Linked DNA regions of Homo sapiens: all the other regions are linked to region 1. Evidence: read pairs that join two places in POLR2A ChIA-PET (ENCODE). Cell type or tissue: OCI-LY7. All regions are shown on one strand. Region 1 overlaps DDIAS (DNA damage induced apoptosis suppressor). Region 2 overlaps ANKRD42 (ankyrin repeat domain 42). Region 3 overlaps RAB30 (RAB30, member RAS oncogene family).

Region 1 (2,500 bases):
CCATTACAAGAACTGCTAGGCTGGGCGCAGTGGCTCATGCCTGTAATCCTAGCCCTTTGGGAGGCTGAGGCGGGTGGATCACCTGAGGTCAGGAGTTTGAGACTAGCCTGGCCAACATGGTGAAACCCTGTCTCTACTAAAAATACAAAAATTAGCTGGACGTGGTGGTGGGTGCCTGTAATCCCAGCTACTCGGGAGGCTGAGGCAGGAGAATTGCTTGAACCTGGGGGGGCGGAGGGTGCAGTGAGACGAGATTGCACCACTTCACTCCAGCCTGGGCGAAAAAGCGAAACTCCGTCTCAAAAAAAAAAAAAAAAAAAAAAAAGAAAGAAAGAAAAAAACTGTGAAAAGGAGCTCTAAATCTTGAAACAAATCCTGGAAACACATCAAAAACAGAATCTCTTAAAAGCATAAATCATGAAGGACCTATAAAACAAAAACAATTTAAAAAGCAAAAACAAAAAAAACAAGGTACACAGGCAACAAATACCACAATGAATGCAATGGTACCTCAAATCTCAATACTAACATCGAATGTAAATGGCATAAATGTTCCACTTAAAAGATACAGAATAGCAGAATGGATAAGAACTCACCAACCATCTGCTGCCTTCAGGAGACTCACCTAACACATAAGGACTCACATAAACATCAAGTAAAGGAGTGGAAAAAGGCAGTTTGTGCAAATGGACACCAAGCAGGGGTAGCTATTTTTATATTAGACAAAAACAAACTTTAAAGCAAAAGCAGTTAAAAGAGACAAAGGACATTATATAATGATAAAAGGCCTTGTCCAACGAGAAATATCACAATCCTAAACATTTATGCACCTAACACTGGAGCTCCCAAATTTATAAAACAATTACTAATAGACCTAAGAAATGAGATAGACAGCAACACAATAATAGTGGAGGACTTCAATACTACACTGACAGCACTAGACAGGTCATCAAGACAGAAAGTCAACAAAGAAAAAATGGATTTAAACTATGCCTTGGAACAAATGAACTTAACAGATAATATACAGAGCATTTCATCCAACAACCGCAGATTACACATTCTATTCAACAGCACATGGAACTTTCTCCAAGATAGACCATGTGATAAGCCAGAAAACAAGCCTTAATAAATTTAAGAAAATTGAAATCATATCAAGCACTCTCTCAGGCCATAGTGGAATAAACTGGAAATCAACTCCAAAAGGAACCTTCAAAACCATGCCAATACATGGAAATTAAATAAGCTGCTCCTGAATGATCCTTGGATCAAAAATGAAATCAAGATGGAAATTTAAAAATTCTTCAAACTGAATGGCAATAATGACACAACCTATCAAAACCTCTGGGCTGCAGCAAAGGCAGTGCTAAAAGGAAAGGTCATAGTCCTAAATGCCTACATCAAAAAGACTGAAAGAACACAAACTGACATTCTAAGGTCACACCTCAAGGAACTAGAGAAACAAGAACAAACCAAACCGAAACCCAGCAGAAGAAAGGAAATAACCAAGATCAAAGCAGAACTAAATGTAATTGAAACAAAAACAAATACAAAAGATACATGAAACCAAAAGCTGGCTCTTTGAAAAGATAAATAAAATTGATAGACCGTTAGCAAGATTAACCAAGAAGAGAGAAAATCCAAATAACCTCATTAAGAAACAAAACGGGACATATTACAACTGACACCACTGAGACACAAAAGATCATTCAAGACTACTACAAACACCTTTACACAAGCTAGAAAACCTAGAAGAGATGGATAAATTCCTGGAAAAATACAACCCTCCTAGCTTAAATCAGGAAGAATTAGATACCCTGAACAGACCAATAATAAGCAGCAAGATTGAAATGGGAATTAAAAAATTACCAACAAAAGGCCGGGCGTGGTGCCTCACGCCTGTAATCCCAGCGCTTTGGGAGGCTGAGGTGGGCGGATCATGAGGTTAGGAGATCGAGACCATCCTGGCTAACACCGTGAAACCCTGTCTACTAAAAATACAAAAGATTAGCTGGGCATGGTGGTGGGCACCAGTAGTCCCAGCTACTCAGGAGGCTGAGGCAGAATGGCGTGAAGAGAGGTAGAGCTTGCAGTGCGCTGAGATCACGCCACTGCACTCCAGCCTGGGCGACAGAGTGAGACTCCGTCTCAAAAAAAACCAACGAAAAAAAGTCTGGGACCAGATGGATTCACAGCAGAATTCTACCAGACATTCAAAGAAGAATTGGTACCAATCCTTCTGACGCTATTCTATGAGATAAAGAGGGAACCCTCCCTAATTCATTCTATGAAGGCGACATCACCCTAATACCCAAATCAGGAAAGGACATAAGCAAAAAAGAAAACTACTGCCCGATATCCTTGATGAACATAGATGCTAAAATCCTTAACAAAATACTAGCTAACTGAATCCAACAACATATCAAAAAGATAATCCACCATGATTAAGTGGGTTTCATACCAGGGATGTAGGGACAGTTTAACATACATAAGTCAATAAGTG
Region 2 (2,500 bases), 290 kb before region 1:
CAGGCAAAACATAAGAAATTCTCAGCTAATGCTAAGAAAATGTTTGTTTTTTTTTTTAGATTACAAAAACTTCCTCTCTAATCAAGGCTTTTAACATGAACAGATTTCTTGAATAAAATGGAAAGTTTCCAGTACACTGAAACATAAATTCTCAAGTTGCCATACATACAACACCCGGCAGGAAAAAACAAAAACAGCAAGTTTACATGATCCCTGTAACAGCCACAGTCTCAAACTCAGATGCTTCCTCCATCTGCCAAGTGTATTCTGGATACAGACAACATCGTGGCTTCTGGGGTCATATTCAGCTGAGGCTGTGGGTCCACAGAGCACTCATCTGGCTGGGCTATGGTGGTGGTGGCTCTACCCAAGAAGCAAAGCAGTTACCAGCACATTGAAACAGTACATTGAACATCTTCTAAATATGAAAGTGAGAAACAAGAAGGCAACAAAAAATGTTGTCAGAAAGATGTTAGGAAGTAAGGACAGCTGTGTAAAGCTTGAGGCTGAAAAGCAGCTTGCCAGCTTCATTTCTTTGGCTTCTTGGGTAGTGGGCACCGGAACAGCAATATGTGAGGTTCTGGTTCATGGATCATATAATAGACCCATCCCTGACTCTGCTGAACGCCAAGATTCCTCCATTCAGATTCAGACATCAAATGGGTTTTACGGACCAGCTTGGCTATGTCCTTGGGCAGCACGACATGTCGATACTCAAACTCCTCGTCGTCGTATTTGTCTGAATAGTAAATTTGTTTGTGCGACATGATCGCTCGGTTTGCTAGCCTGCAGCCCCGCGCTGCCAACCTCCAAGCAACTCCCAGCAGCACGCACTCCCACCCACTTTGGCCTCAAGAAAATGTTTTAACATTGCCTAGAAGACACTTATAATATTGATTTTACATTCTGATTTGAGCATGTATATATAATTTATAAGACACATCTTTCATGAGCACAGATAAATTGCCGCTAAGTTAAATTCTTTAATTCTAACCTGATAAAACTGAAATTAAACTTTCACTAATTCAAAAGCAGAATCCTTTGTTAACAGGGTTTTGGACTCAATAAAATAATTAATTATTAAAGTGACTAGTTCTAAGCTCCAAATCAAGTTTCTAACTACATCTAAAGAGGTTCCATCTGAATTTGCAATTGGCCTAGTTTCTATATATGGGTTATACCATATCCAGAGTAATTGGCTTCAAAGAATGATTAGTCCCAGCCAGGAGTGGTTGCTCATGCCTGTAATCCTGGCACTTTGGGAGGCTGAGGTGGAAGGATCACTCGAGCCCAGGAGTTAGAGACTCTTCTATACTTTACCATTCCTGTAATCTTTTTCTCCAGCCCCCTTTTCAACTGCCTGGGCCCTCTCTACCTGGATGACCTACAGACACATTAAACTCAACGTATGCCAAATTGAACTCAACATCTTTCCTCCCAATCTTCCTTGCTTTTCAGATTTCCCTATTCATTCCATCATAATTATCTGTTATTCTGACTCAAAATTTGAATTTTCACTACGCTCTGTCAATGTTTGCTTTGCAAGATATCTTGGCTCATTTTCTTTCTTTCCCTCTGCCACCACCTATTTTTACCCTCTCTGGTTAGTGATTACAGCAAAAAATCTCTAACTGATCTTCTTAACTCTTCCTTCATCCTAATAATCCTGGACACACTTTGCTAGAATAATTCCCTGAAATACTGTTTTCATTATCTCATTCCCCGGTTAAGGTCCATGTGGATGTTTATGTGTACGTGTAAATATATATACAAACATATTCACACACACACACACACACAAACACACACACGTATATAAAAACTCTCTTTTCTCAGCCAGATGCCGTGGCTCATGCCTGTAATCCCAGCATTTTGGGAGGCCAAGGCAGGAGGACCACTTGAGCCCAGGAGTTCAAGACCAGCCTAGGCAACATAGGGAGACCCCCCCCTCCCACAGACATCTCTACAAAAAAAATTAGCCAGGCAAGGTGATGCATGTTGGTGGTCTCAGTTACTTGGGAGGCTGAGGTGGGAGGATCACTTGGGCCCAGGAGGTTGATGCTGCAGTGAGTCATGACCAGGGCACTGCACTCCAGCCAGGGTGACAGAGCAAGACCCTGTCTCAAAAAACAAAAACAAAAACAAAACCTCTCTTTTCTTTCCAGGTAATCACAGGGTTGAGGAGGGGGGGAAAAACTCTCTTTCTATACAAATGAATCCAAAATCTTCATTATATTACTGAGGCACTTTACAAAACCAGTCTATCCAAGCGTGGTTCTTAACAGTCCACACCACAAATAATCTATACTCAGTAAAACTAATATAATGGTATATCCCCTGAACACAGCCCAATTTTCCAATTCAGGAGCTTCTTACAGAAGTATAGCATAGAGATTAATAGGACAAGTCTAGGTTCAAATCCTAGCTCTGTCACTTGCTTAGGCAAGGTACTTAACACTCTGAATTTGTTTTGTAACCTATATAAAAGGGAACTCACAGA
Region 3 (2,500 bases), 140 kb before region 1:
TTACTAGAGGGAGCAATGCAGGAGGAACATTAGCTGTTCCCAAATCGAAGGGAAAAGGTACCTAAATATATATCTCAAATTTGTTTTTTGATTCTAGAATTGACATAAGATTGGCTGGGCGCAGTGGCTTATGCTTGTAATCCCAACACTTTGGGAGGCTGAGACAGGTGAATTGCTTGAGTCCAGGACTTTGAGACCAGCCTGGGCAACATGGTGAAACTCTGTCTCTACAAAAAATATGAAGATATTTTTGTATTTTTTAGCTGGGTGTGGTGGCGCACACCTGTGTCCCAGCTATGGGGAAGGGTGCGGCTGAGGCAGGAGGATCCCTTAAGCCCCAGAGGTCAAGGCTGCAGTGAGCCCTGATCATGAGACCTTGTCTTAAAAAAAGAAAAGAAAGAAATAACATAAGATTAATTAAAATTCATTACAGAAAAACACATGGACTGTATAGGGAAAGTCCTCTTTAATTCTACCCACAAAGATAATCAACTGTTAGATTTTGATGTGTATTCTTCTGTCATTTTTCCCCATATGTGTACTAGCAATATTATTATAGCACATGTAATTCTGCTTGTTCTCTTTTACTTAATATATTTTGGGCATTTCCCCCATGTATTTGCATATTGCTCCAACTTACCTGTTTTAATGGTTGTTGGGAACTGTGCTACAGTGAGCCTTTGAGTACCTCATTTTATTATGAATTTGTGGGAATATTTCTGTAAGATATCTTTCAGGGGGCAGAAATGCTGAGTCCAAGGGCACTAGCATTGCCCCCTGATTTAAATTCTTGTCAGCAATGTTGAGAGGGCTAACTCTACATACCTTTGCCAAGTCCATTAGCCACTTGGGCTGAACTCTTTTACTAAGGGAAGCTAGTTGCGAAGGGTGAACAGAACGGGGGCAAAAATTGAACTACGGAGTTCCTGCTGGTTTTTGTGATGGTGGTAATAAAAGTTGATGTGTAAATAATGTAGAAATCCCTGGAAGAGAGAAATACTTTATCCCTGCCTGCAACACAGTACAGTGTTTAAAAAGTGAACTGAAACAATAAAGCAGTCAAGAGTTTTCCCCAGAGAATTCTGCAGAAAAATTTTATTTTCTAGTTACGGTTAGTTAACTTCACTAAAATGTGGACGTCATCAACCTTGAAATGAAAATATCTTCTGCTCACTTCCTCTACATCTCAGTCATGCAACCACATTGCAAAGAGAATTTAAGCTCCACTTTTAAAATATCTGAAGCAGGTGGTTAAAAGGCCCGAGTGTTCATTTTTCTGAATTTCAGTAGAAGCAATCAAAGGGCAGATTTTTGGCATTTTTCTTTAGAGAAGCAGGTGTGAGCTTAGGAGTGGCCATCAGTGAGTCACTTTGCCCTAACAGGAACCCTGGGGAAGAGATTGTGAGGATCGCAGCCATGAATTATTTTCACTCTTTAGCCACTGTGGCTGGGTGAAGCAAACAAAAAATTTGAGCTGTTTGCTACGTGGACAACTTATCTTTTTTTTTTTTTTTTTTGAGACGGAGTCCCACTCTGTCACCCAGGCTGGAGTGCAGTGGCGCAATCTTGGCTCACTGCAACCTCCAACTCCTGGGTTCAAGCGATTCTCTTGCCTCAGCCTACCGAGCAGCTGGGATTACAGGTGCCCACCACCATGCCTGGCTAATTTTTTTGTATTTTTAGTAGAGATGGGGTTCCGCCTTGTTGGCCAGGCTGGTCTCAAACTCCTGACCTCAGGCGATCCGCCCACTTCAGCCTCTCAAAGTGCTGGGATTACAGGTGTGAGCCACCATGCCTGGCTGAGCCTCAGTTTCTTTATCTATAAAATGGGGATTATTGTGGGGCTCAAAGGAGATGTTGTGTATAAAAGGACTTTGGCAAATTTATGTGCACATAAATATATTCTGTTGTCAAAGGGTTCATGTCTCAAACTCTCAAACTGAGCAAGTTCATACTAGTCTTTCCTTTAACTCCAGTGGCCTTTGTAGGCTGAATGACTTTTTGAAAGGAATTCTGTCTCATGTTGTCTAATTGTTCCTTCTTCAGCCAGTGTTTGTGTGCTAAATGCAAGGTCCTGTGCTGGGTATTCTGATAAAAAAACAAAGGTGGAACCATCTGAGTGCTTTCCTTGTTCACCACTTTAATTGTAGGAAACTAATATCTTTTAATGAGAGTCTTCAATAAAAGATGCTCTACAAAGTTGTATTGTGGATGCTGTCTTATTATCTCAATTCTAGGCAGTAGAATTTAGCTCAATTTTTTACATACAAATGAGGAACCAATTTTCAGTAAGGTTAAGTAAACTTGTTTTGTTTTTCGACATGACCTAGCCCTCCCCTCCCACTCTGAAAAATGCAGATATAGACCCTAGGTAGGCTTTCTGAAACCAAAACTATACTGTTTCTGTAGCTGCTTCCTGTTCTTGCCTTGCCTTCTGATTGAAAATATAAGCTTCATGAAGCCAGGACCGTCTGGTGGCATTTACTTTCATATGGTTCAT

The links. Peaks named below come from ENCODE experiments on the same cell type or tissue, not always from the same donor. Only the 100,000 strongest peaks of a DNase experiment are listed, where the experiment ranks them.
Region 2: POLR2A ChIA-PET joins it to region 1 with 5 read pairs; 4 of 35 experiments call an interaction of 5 or more read pairs at or near these places.
Region 3: POLR2A ChIA-PET joins it to region 1 with 7 read pairs; 21 of 35 experiments call an interaction of 5 or more read pairs at or near these places.

What each region holds. Positions count from the first base shown.
Region 1 is chr11:82,919,397-82,921,896 of GRCh38, reverse strand. All of the region lies in intron 3 of DDIAS (DNA damage induced apoptosis suppressor), which reads right to left. Among named protein-coding and RNA genes, the nearest start is that of DDIAS, 19 kb to the right of the region's middle. In OCI-LY7, no CTCF peak of the experiment used is centred here; a DNase peak (open chromatin) is centred at 1,466; H3K4me3 peaks cover 935 bases; H3K27ac peaks cover 2,304 bases.
Region 2 is chr11:83,207,666-83,210,165 of GRCh38, reverse strand. All of the region lies in intron 3 of ANKRD42 (ankyrin repeat domain 42), which reads right to left. It also overlaps the pseudogene CKS1BP4. Among named protein-coding and RNA genes, the nearest start is that of ANKRD42, 15 kb to the right of the region's middle. In OCI-LY7, no CTCF peak of the experiment used is centred here; no DNase peak of the experiment used is centred here.
Region 3 is chr11:83,062,020-83,064,519 of GRCh38, reverse strand. All of the region lies in intron 1 of RAB30 (RAB30, member RAS oncogene family), which reads left to right. Among named protein-coding and RNA genes, the nearest start is that of RAB30, 8.6 kb to the left of the region's middle. In OCI-LY7, no CTCF peak of the experiment used is centred here; DNase peaks (open chromatin) are centred at 309, 1,149, 1,761 and 2,449; H3K4me3 peaks cover 2,500 bases; H3K27ac peaks cover 2,500 bases.